Linked DNA regions of Homo sapiens: regions 2 and 3 are each linked to region 1. The links are chromatin loops, found by intact Hi-C in ENCODE. Cell type or tissue: B cell. All regions are shown on one strand. Links, peaks and the distances in the headings refer to the core of each region. The heading gives the core; the rest is flanking DNA.

Evidence for each region. Peaks named below come from ENCODE experiments on the same cell type or tissue, not always from the same donor. Only the 100,000 strongest peaks of a DNase experiment are listed, where the experiment ranks them.
Region 2: a loop joins it to region 1, with 10 times the contacts of the local background. A loop is called at or near these places in 3 of 110 quality-filtered maps.
Region 3: it touches region 1 in a loop (8-fold over the local background); 13 of 110 quality-filtered maps call a loop at or near these places.

What each region holds. Positions count from the first base shown.
Region 1 is chr3:186,253,053-186,258,197 of GRCh38, forward strand. DGKG (diacylglycerol kinase gamma) reads right to left here. Exons shown (of 25, transcript NM_001346.3): 17 at 4,802-4,887; 18 at 41-130. Among named protein-coding and RNA genes, the nearest start is that of DGKG, 110 kb to the right of the region's middle. RefSeq lists enhancers at 1,995-2,054, 2,155-2,444, 2,475-2,524 and a silencer at 3,105-3,184. In B cell, for the core only: a CTCF peak has its summit at 2,744; DNase peaks (open chromatin) are centred at 1,889, 2,369 and 2,859; H3K4me3 peaks cover 1,927 bases; H3K27ac peaks cover 2,488 bases.
Region 2 is chr3:186,151,936-186,154,435 of GRCh38, forward strand. The region is part of intron 24 of DGKG (diacylglycerol kinase gamma); the gene reads right to left. Among named protein-coding and RNA genes, the nearest start is that of ETV5, 44 kb to the left of the region's middle. In B cell, for the core only: no CTCF peak of the experiment used is centred there; DNase peaks (open chromatin) are centred at 606 and 1,186; H3K4me3 peaks cover 885 bases; H3K27ac peaks cover 1,847 bases.
Region 3 is chr3:186,820,092-186,822,591 of GRCh38, forward strand. The region is part of intron 3 of LINC02043 (long intergenic non-protein coding RNA 2043); the gene reads right to left. Among named protein-coding and RNA genes, the nearest start is that of LINC02043, 4.2 kb to the right of the region's middle. In B cell, for the core only: a CTCF peak has its summit at 1,544 (motif pointing left); a DNase peak (open chromatin) is centred at 1,540.

The DNA.
Region 1 (5,145 bases), core at 1,323-3,822:
CACCTGTTCCCAGGGTACCACCATTAGCATGCAAACTCACCTCCTCCCCAGCGGAGACAACGGGCAAGGTCATTTCCTGTTCCAAGAGGCAGGACAGCCACTGGTGGATGCTTTGCAAAGTTGGCCTTATCTGCAAGACACACAGAGGAACAGAGAACCATATGCCATGGGACTGTAGAATGTTTGAGTTGTCTTTTTATCCCTGATCTGATGCTTGAACCCCTCCATAGCATTCTTTGTTTGAATACCACCCTGATGGGAAACACACTACTTCCTAAAGCCATCTATCCCATCTGCAGCGTGTTAACCACCACTAATTGAGTTAAATCTGTCCATTTGTATTTTATATTGAGCTAAATCTGTATCCCTGCAACTTGCATATGTTTATTCAAATTTCATCCTAAATCTGTCCTTTGGGGTGGCAGCATACACCCCAAAACATTAAGTTGCATGTTTTTAATCCTTAATGATAATCAGCACTTACTCCATTTATTCCTCAGCCTAACTTTGTAAGGGATTATCCTCCTTCAAGTAGCTGAAGAAACTGAGATTGACAGAGGGAAAGTAGTCTACAACCATTCTACCCTGAACACGCTCAATCTCATCTGACTGCAGCAGCTAGGCCTGGTCAATACTTGAATGGCAGACAGGGAAAGTAATTCCAGAGCCAGGATTCAAACCCAGATCTCTATGGCTCCAAGTCCATTCCCCTCCTCTCTTCAGGGGCCAGGCAGGTATACAGATTAGTAAAACAGGTGGGGCTAGGACACTAGGGAATAGTGGGACATTGGACAAGCTGAAGATGCTCACCTTCAACTGTTCACCACTCGAGTTTAAAAGTTTAAAAACTAACATTAGCTAAATGAACAAAACCTCCAGGTGTTATTTGGCCCCCACAACCAGTTTGTCACTTCCACCACCTCTCAGAATTGCAATGACACAGATTCCTAATTATTCCTCTTCTGACAGTTGTGAAGGACATCAGACAGAACCATCAGAGAAAGCACAATAGAACATGTTTTCATCTGGCCTCAGATCTACCGTGGCATATTGTCTAGGCTGGGAGAGCTGAAGAGGGCACAGGCATCCATCAGTCTTGGGGGTGGGTGGGTATTTCCATGAGACCTCAGCACGCATGGTGCCCCTGGATGTGAGCAATGTGATTGCGGCGTGAGGAGAGATGCAGGAATCAGCAGGGAAGGCTCAAGCTAGGGTTGTCCTGGCAAACTGGGAGCTCATAGGTCCTCCAGGTTGTCTGACCTATATCAGAAATGGCTGAGCGCAGGCAAGACCCAGGACTGAGATGGCCACTGGAAGGCTTGAGATAGAGAGCAAAACAATGCAATGGCCCCTCTCGTTGTCCTCAGAACATGTGTTCAGAGCACTGCCTCCCTGCCTTTGCACAGCCTGCTCCCTTTGCCTAGAAGGCTCTTGTTTCCTGTGTCTGCCCCTTCTTCTGTGTCCCCACCTCGGCAGGTCAACTGTTGTTATGGTGTTTAGGCTAGAAAGCTGTATGCCGCCCTAGGTTTTTCCTTTTCCCTCACACATCCATTCACATATCACATTCTATGTGTTGTCTCCTTACTAGATCTCCAAGCAATCTCTTCTCTCTATCCCCATGGTGATGCCTGAGTGCAGGTATGATTCCTTCCCACTGGTATCGCTGCAACAGCCTCCTCTCGGCTCTCTCCGCCTCCAGTTCCACCCTCCTAGTGTGTCACCCACACTTTCACCAAGAAGGGAAGTCCATGAACCACAGTCCCTCGCACTGGCTCACTGCTTTCACTTCTGGGATGGGGCTGTGTGGCTCCTCATGGCCCCATAGCCTACCACAGTAGGCCCAGGAAGCAGGCTCTGCCTTTCTCCCTAGCCTCATCCTTCTGCACATCCTGCCTCCCACGCAACATGTCAACCGTTCTCAAGTGTTTTCACTTCCTTAAAGCACAAAGCTCTCTGTGGCTCAGCTCAGAAGCTGCCTTTGGGAGACCCTCCCTAGTTGCCCCAGCCTGGACCTGGTGCCTCGTCAGAATATTTCCTTAGCACCAGAAATGATCTCTTTGTACTCTCTTGTAATTATCTCCTTGTTTGTTCCCTGAATGTATTGTAACCTCCCCGAGGGGGACTGGGTCTCATTCTCACAGCATCTTCATACATATCGACTGAAGCCTGCTATATGCAGATGCAGTGTTAGGTGCTCCGGCTCTGAGAGTGGGCAAAAAAGCCGTGGCTTGGGTTCTCATGGTGCTTACCGACTGTCCAGTGGGACAGACAGATAATAATGAGGAATCCATGGAGATAATGCATCATTTCACATTCACGTTGGAAAACAAACAGAGGAGCACTGTCGTATAAGAAGGTGACTGAGGCTGGTGGGTGTGTCAGGGGAGGCTCCCCTGAGTAAGCCACATGTCAGCTGAGATCTGGAGTGGAAGCTGACTGAGTGAAGGCTGGGGCAGCACTGCAGACAGGGTGGCCAACTTGTGTGAAGGCCCTGAGGTGCAAGGGAGACTGGAACGCCCAGGGGTCTGAGAGATGGGCCGGGACCTGAGTCCAGATGGAGAGGGATGGAGGTAGAAATAAGGCTGGAAGGGTGCGCAGCAGCTGGACCACCCAGGGCCCTGTAGATTACTTCAAGGGTTTTGTCTTTATCCCAAGAATAATGGAAGCCACTGGTGTGCTTTATGCACACCATGCACCCAGTGACATGCAGGAAAGATCGCTATGGGTGTAGGGAGAGAACAGATCAGAGAGGGGACCATGGGGGGGCGCTGCAGAGCACTGAACAAGTGCTGAAATGAGAGTGAACGGATGAATATCTTACGCAGTTATCCCTTTTGCTTCTGCTTTTTTCTCTTTGGGTCACTAACCTGTGAAAAAAACTAATGTTTCTTCCTCCTTCTGTGATCTTCCTTCTTTCTGTTTTGAGCAGCTTCTATCACCTGTGTCCTCTGCGGATGAACTGCATAAAGCTCTCCGCCAAAGCCTACTTCTCCCTCATGGTGGAGAGGGAGCCGTGTGAGTAGTCCGGTACCGCAGCCATCCACCCTCTGCAGATCAGCTTTTCCTTCCTTGGCTCCCGGAGGACTCCTCCCTCCTCCCACAAACAACTCCAGAGCCCAAGGTGACAGGAGAGCGTGGGTGGCTGCTTGGCAGGGCTGTGTCCATGGCAACCAAAGCGCCCGGGGGAGTGGCGGGCGGCAGGTGTACGGTCCTGCAGCCTTCTCGCCCAGCTAGGTGGTCTACTTACAGCCCCCGGAGGCACGGCTTTCTCTGCCCTGGTCACGGTCTAGTCCTGGCTTGTCCTTGACTTCCCTCGTCCTCTCATCTCCCACATACAGTCTGTCAGCAAATCGTATTGCCTTCACCTTCTAAAGATATCCAGAAGCTGGCCACTTCTCACCACCACTCTGTTTCTCCTGTGGTCCAAGCCCTGGACATCTCTCACTTGGACTGCTGCAGTGGCCTCCGAACTGATCTCCCCGCTTCTGCCCTCTTCTCTTAATCTGTCATGTTCCTCCTTTGCTCAAAACCATCCAATGTCATGGGACCCTCCCAGTATAAAAGCCATATTCCATAGAATGCCCTATATGTCCTAGTCACCTGGCCCCTCGTCACCTCTGCTTCATCCGCTGTAGCTTTTCTCGAATCCACTCTGCTTTGACCATGCTGGCCTGCCTCCAGCAGCCTGGCCTGCTCCCACTGCAGGGCCTTCGTCTTTGCTGTTCCTTCTGCCTGGACTGCCCTTCCTCAGGTATCCACTTGACTCACCCCTCCTCCAGATCTCCATGCCAATGTTGTCTTCTCTGTCAGGTGTTAGATTGCAGCCTTGAGCTCCCTGTGCCCCTTCCCTGCTGTACTTTAAACACTTCCTGACATACTATGTCTCACTTATTTAATTGTTCATTGCCTGTCTCTTTCCTCTACATGGTGTGCTCCATGAAAGTGGAATTTTTGTCCGTTCATTCCCTGCTGTATCTCCAGTGCCTTGGGGAGAGCTTGACACATCATGGAGCACAGGCAGCATTTTTGGGATGAAGAATGGAAAGCCCAGGGCTCATCGCTCAGGGCCCAGTCTCTGACTTTGATGACTGTCCTCCCCAGTGCTCCCCCGGCCGCTTTCTTGTCCTTATATTACACTTTGCAGTGTTTGTCTGGGTTCTGTAGGGTTAGATCTTGACTCTGCTTCCATCCCAGAATTTCAGTCAGTTTCCATCACTTACTGGGGCTGATGTGTCCGAGGACCCACAGATCCAGGTAGAGCTGGGTAGAACTCAGGCTACCAGCCTTCTGGCCTGGGCCTTTTTATCTAGATGTACTCTACTGGACACAGCTCAGTGTGGTCCTTCTTTGCTTGCACTGATCTGTACTTTCTAGATGCACTTTCTGGACTCAGGCTCCGGGTGTTCATCTCAAGGTGATTTGTCCCAGGCTATGATCTATGCTTAGTTCTCTGGCCTTTACCAACCCCAAAGGGTCTGCCCAGAATTCCACTCCTGTCCTCCCACCCCCCAAATCTGGCCTGTCCTGCCACTGCCCAAACCCCAGCCATGACAGATCTGCTTTACAGGAAAGGCCTGAAACTAAACTGTTACCTCCGTATTGGAGGGAATCATTCGATTGTCTTATTTCTTTTTTTTTTTTTTTTCCACCCAAAGCAAATATTTAGTCAAGTGTTGGTCCAGGGGAAGATACAAGGATGAACAGACATGGCTCCATGTCTCTTTCTTTTTTATTGCCTTCTGCTGATTGTAAATACGCTTACTATAAATAAGCAGCAAACGCCCTCTCAGCCCATGCTTACCAATGCAATCCAAAATCCAGCCAACTGTCCCATCTCCACCACAGGCCAAAACACGGAAGTCTGGAGTATCACGGAAAAAGTTCAACCTGGGAAGAAGAAGAAAGGCCAAAATGGGCTTGTTACTAGGTTGCAGCTGACATTGATACATGTTGAGTCAGAGTCTGCCCTGTTCCCCAGGAGTATGTTAAGACCTCGATTCCTTTTGTGGTTGAAAGGGTCACTCAATGTTCTGAAACCAGAAGTTACTATGCAGTGCCTTGAATATGGAGCCAAGGCCAAGGGGGCCATCCTTGTGCAAGGATAATCTGACTCAACATTCGACACAAATGGAAAATGGTTTTCTA
Region 2 (2,500 bases), core at 1-2,500, 100 kb before region 1:
GGAGGTGGTGGCAGGCACCTGTAATCCCAGCTACGTGGGAGGCTGAGGTAGGAGAATCACTTGAACCCGGGAGGCGGAGGTTGTGGTGAGCCAAGATTGCACCACTGCACTCCAGCCTGTGCGACAGAGAGAGACTCCATCTCAAAAAAATAAAATAAAAATAAAGGGCTCCAGGAAATGGAAGGGAAGGATAGAACCAGAAGACACTGTGGACAATTAGCATAACCTGGTGCTAAAAGCTGAAAATGATCCTTATGTTGGCTTCCACCAGCCCAGAGACCTAAAAGGGGAGAGAGTCTCTGTTTTTTGATAGTCACCAGAGGAGAAAACCGAGAATGCATCAACATCATTTTGTGCTGTGTGTCTTATTGTGGGCATTATGTTTATCCCAGGACGCACGGAAGCGAGGCATAGGCTGGAGACTGGAGACTCGGACAGCACTTATCTGTGGCATGCAATGTAGCATTCTTTGTTCCCCTGTGGAACACGTTTGTGGCATGTTCCCCTGTGGTCAGCCTTCTCTCACTCCTGATCTCCCATGCCCATGAGGGGAAGGACTTCAGCTTATTCACCACGGCACTCTCTGAGCCAGTGCAGTGCCTGTTCAGGGTACAACACACTGTGGAAGTACTGACTGATAAGCCCTACGTGCTGGCAGTGGAGATGGCTCTGTTGGAAGCAGAGGATGGTAGCTGGTGCCTACATTTCCCGCTGGTAGAGCCCCTCCCCCACATTTTTTTATTTTTGAGACAGAGTCTCGCTCTATCACCCAGGCTGGAGTGCAGTGATGCAATCTCGGCTCACTGCAACCTCCACCTCCCAGGTTCAAGCGATTCTTCTGCCTCAGCCTCCTGAGTAGCTGGGACTACAGGTGCTTATCACCATGCCTGGCTAATTTTTTTATTTTTAGTAGAGACGGGGTTTCACCATGTTGGCCAGGATGGTCTCGATCTCCTGACCTCATGATCCGCCCGTGTCGGCCTCCCAAAGTGCTGGGATTACAGGCACCAGCTGCCGCGCCCGGCCTTTTTTTTTTTTTTTTTTTTATTTAGATGACACAAGACCCTTGCTTCTCTTTTTTATCCCTTTAGCTGAGCTATTTATTTGCTAGTTAGTACCTCCAGGGCACGGAAGAGGAAGTAAAACTCAAATCTCTCCTGCTTGTTTTTCAGCGGTTCTGACAAAGGTCTTGACAGGGTAGGAGTCTGGGGCTCCTGGGTAACATAATATTTTGGTCAGCTTTGTGGATTCTATTACTATAGAACCGAAAGAAGTATGAAATCATATCCTCATTTCCAGTCAAAGAGATATCAGTCCCTTACCCTCAAATTAGGGGCTAGCAGGTAAAATAGTTATGATCCTATTTTAGGAGGTAGTTGGATGTGGCTAAGCCTGCCTTTTCAAACCCTGATAGAAAGAGGTCATCCCACGTTTCTGTAGTTAGCACCCAAGCTTCTTTGGTAATTGGGCGAGTCAGGCCATTAACTAAAGTCTCCATGATTTTCTTAAAAACTATTCACATCACTGACAGCACCTGGCCAAGTGCTAAGATCAGCAGCTTAGTGCATAGTTTTCTGTTTGATCACAGAGAGAATTGATACACTAGACTCTTGCATGATAGTTCGAAGTTCACAAAACTATTACAGCATGTAATTTCCCCTTTAAAATAGAATAAAAATGTGAACTTCACTAGTGCTGGGGATTGACTTTGTTGGGGGCTGTTTTCTGCAAACCAACACATTCTTATTACTTCAAGAGAAGCAAGAGATTGAGGGACTTCTTCCTGAATGTTGCCTTCTCAGGGTGTGTAATTCAGATAATGCCTAGTAAAATGGCCAATAACCTGAAGTGTGAACCCTTCCCAAACCATTTGAAAGGTGTCTGAGGGGCCAGGCGCGGTGGCTCACGCCTGTAATCCCAGCACTTTGAGAAGCCCAGAGGGGCAGATCGCATGAGCGCAGGAGTTCAAGACCAGCCTGGGGAACATGGTGAAACTTCGTCTCTACAAAAAATACAAAAATTAGCTAGACGTGGAGGCGCGCCCTTAGCTACTTGGAAGGCTGAGGTGAGAGGATCGCTTGAGCCTGGGAGGTCGAGGCGGCAGTGAGCCGTGTTCTCGCCACTGTACTCCAGCCTGGGTGACAAAGTGAGACCTTGTCTCAACAACAACAAAACAACAAAAAAGAAAAGTGTCTGAGGTCTGCTGTAATTTGAACTGGAGATGCATAGAAAGGCACAAATCTGGAAGGTCTCAAATAGTCTCTGCGATATTTTAAAAGTTAAAGAAATATGGTGAGCCTAAGGGAGGAGGAAGGTTTGCATGGCTTTCCGGTCTTAGTTGTTTCCGGGCTCTCCAAGATCCTAGAATGTGCTGCTTCCTGACAGTGTTTCCTGCCATCAGAGGCCTTCGAATGTAAATGGACAAGGCCAGGCGCAGTGGCTCACACCTGTAATCCTGGCACTTTGGGAGGCCGAGGTGGGGCAGATCACCTGAGGTCAG
Region 3 (2,500 bases), core at 1-2,500, 570 kb after region 1:
CCGGATGTAGCCCAGTAACCTAGATTAATCTTGAGACTCCTCCTTTCATGAGACCTAGTTTGCTAGTGGGGCAGATTAGGCAGAAATTAGCCATGCAGTTCACCACTCACGAGGCAGCAGCAGTAGCATGGTGGTGAAGTGCTTGATACCCTGCAGATCCAGGTTCAAGAAAGACCAGCTTTGTCCTTTTGGATAAGTTACCTTATTTCAGTGCCTTAAATACTATTTATTTATTTATTTAGAGACAGGGTCTTTCTCTGTCACCCAAGGTGGAGTGCAGTGGCATGATTTCCGCTCACTGCAACGTCTGCCTCCCAGGCTCAGGTGGTCCTCTCACCTCAACCTCCTGAGTAGCTGGGGCCACGGGTGTGTGCCACTATGCCTGGCTAATTTTTTGTAGAGATGGGGTTTTGCCATGTTGCCTAGGCTGGTCTTGAACTCCTGGCCTCAAGCTATCTGCCTGCCTTGGCCTCCCAAAGGGTTGGGATTACAGGTGTGAACCACTGCGCCTGGCCAAATATTTAATCTTTTGTTTTAAAAAATGGAGGTGACACCTTCTAGTCTCCGTATGAAGAGTAAATGAGATGGGAGAAGCACAGCACCTGGCTCAGAGTAAAGTTTCACTAATGTTAGGACAATGGTACTGGCCAAGTTTTCTCTAAAGGATAAAGCCCGAACTCAGCCCCTCAGACAGTGAATAAGAAGTTTCTTTTTTTCTTTCTTTCTTTCTTTTTTTTTTTTCTCGAGACGGAGTCTCGCTCTGTCGCCCAGGCTGGAGTGCAGTGGTGAGATCTCGGCTCACTGCAAGCTCCGCCTCCCGGGTTCACACCATTCTCCTGCCTCAGCCTCCCAAGCAGCTGAGACTACAGGTGCCCACCACCACGCCCGGCTAATTTTTGGTATTTTTTTAGTAGAGACGGGGTTTCCCTGTGTTAGCCAGGATGGTCTCGATCTCCTGACCCCCTGATCTGCCCACCTCGGCTTCCCAAAGTGCTGGGATTACAGGCGTGAGCCACCACGCCCGGCCAAGAAGTTTCTTTTCTGTATTTTTACTTTTTTTTATTTTTTGAGACGGAGTCTCGCTCTGTCACCCAGGCTAGAGTGCAGTGGCCCAATCTCGGCTCACTGCAACCTCCGCCTCATGGGTTCACGCCATTCTCCTGCCTCAGCCTCCCAAGTAGCTGGGACTACAGGCGCCCACCATCACGCCTGGCTAATTTTTTGTATTTTTAGTAGAGACGGGGTTTCACCGTGTTAGCCAGGATGGCCTCGATCTCCTGACCTCGTGATCCGCCCACCTCGGCCTCCCAAAGTGCTGGGATTACAGGCGTGAGCCACGGCGCCTGGCCCAAGAAGTTTCTTTAAGGCAGCTCCAGCTTTTTCAGTCAAAGTGAAATGGTCCTGAAATTTGCATATGCAATGTTTACCTTTCTTTTTCATTAAACGAGAGAGGGAACCAAAACAAAAATACAGTTTGACCATTTAAAATGTTGGAAGAGCTGCCAACTTGGTAGCACTATCTAGAGTGGCTCCATTCTGCCATCTAGTGGAAGGGAAAAGACAAATTTAGACCAAAATACTTCCATCTTTAATTTACAAAAAAGTGTGTTCTTTTGTTTTTTGTTTTTTAAAGTTGGGGTCTTGCTCTGTTACCTAGGCTGGAGTGCAAGCAGTGTGATCATAGCTCAACAGCCTGGAGCTCCTGGGCTGAAGCCATCCTCCCACTTCAACCTTCCTGGTCACTGGGATTACAGGCATGAGCCGCAGCACCAGGCTGTGTTTTCTGATTAGCATAATTTAAATTATCTACTAAATTTGCTCGTTAATAGATTCACTTTGTAAAGAAAAACCACACAGTATTCTAAACACTAAGCAGTAAAACTAAATTTCCCAAAACATTTATATTTATAAACTATGAATTTCAAAGATCTGCAGAGGAAAGAGAGAACGTTCTTGAGCTCTTATTATCATAAATTTTCCTGCCCCTCCCTTTCCCGTTTATATTATCCATTTCTACACATACTCTTTACGTTTATTTTGGCACATAGACTGGGAGAAGCCCAGAGTCTCTGAGGATTATATCTTTCCCAAAATACTGAGCAAAATCAGTGGGTGAGTAAGATCATTCCATTCATTTTTCAAAAATGTACACTCACTTAAAATGTTGATGTATCCGGGCATGGTGGCTCAAGCCTGTAATCCCAGCACTTTCAGAGGCTGAGGCAGGCGGATCACAAGGTCAAGAGATTGAGACTATCCTGGTCAACATGGTAAAACCCCGTCTCCACTAAAAATACAAAAATTAGCTGGGCATGGTGGTGTGTGCCTGTAGTCCCAGCTACTTGGGAGGCTGAGGCAAGAGAATCACTTGAACCTGGGAGGCAGAGGTTGCTGTGAGCTGAGATCATGCCACTGCACTCCAGCCTGTTGACACAGTGAGACTTCGTCTCAAAAACAAACAAACAAAAAAGTTGATGTAACCAAGGTATTTGTTAAGGCC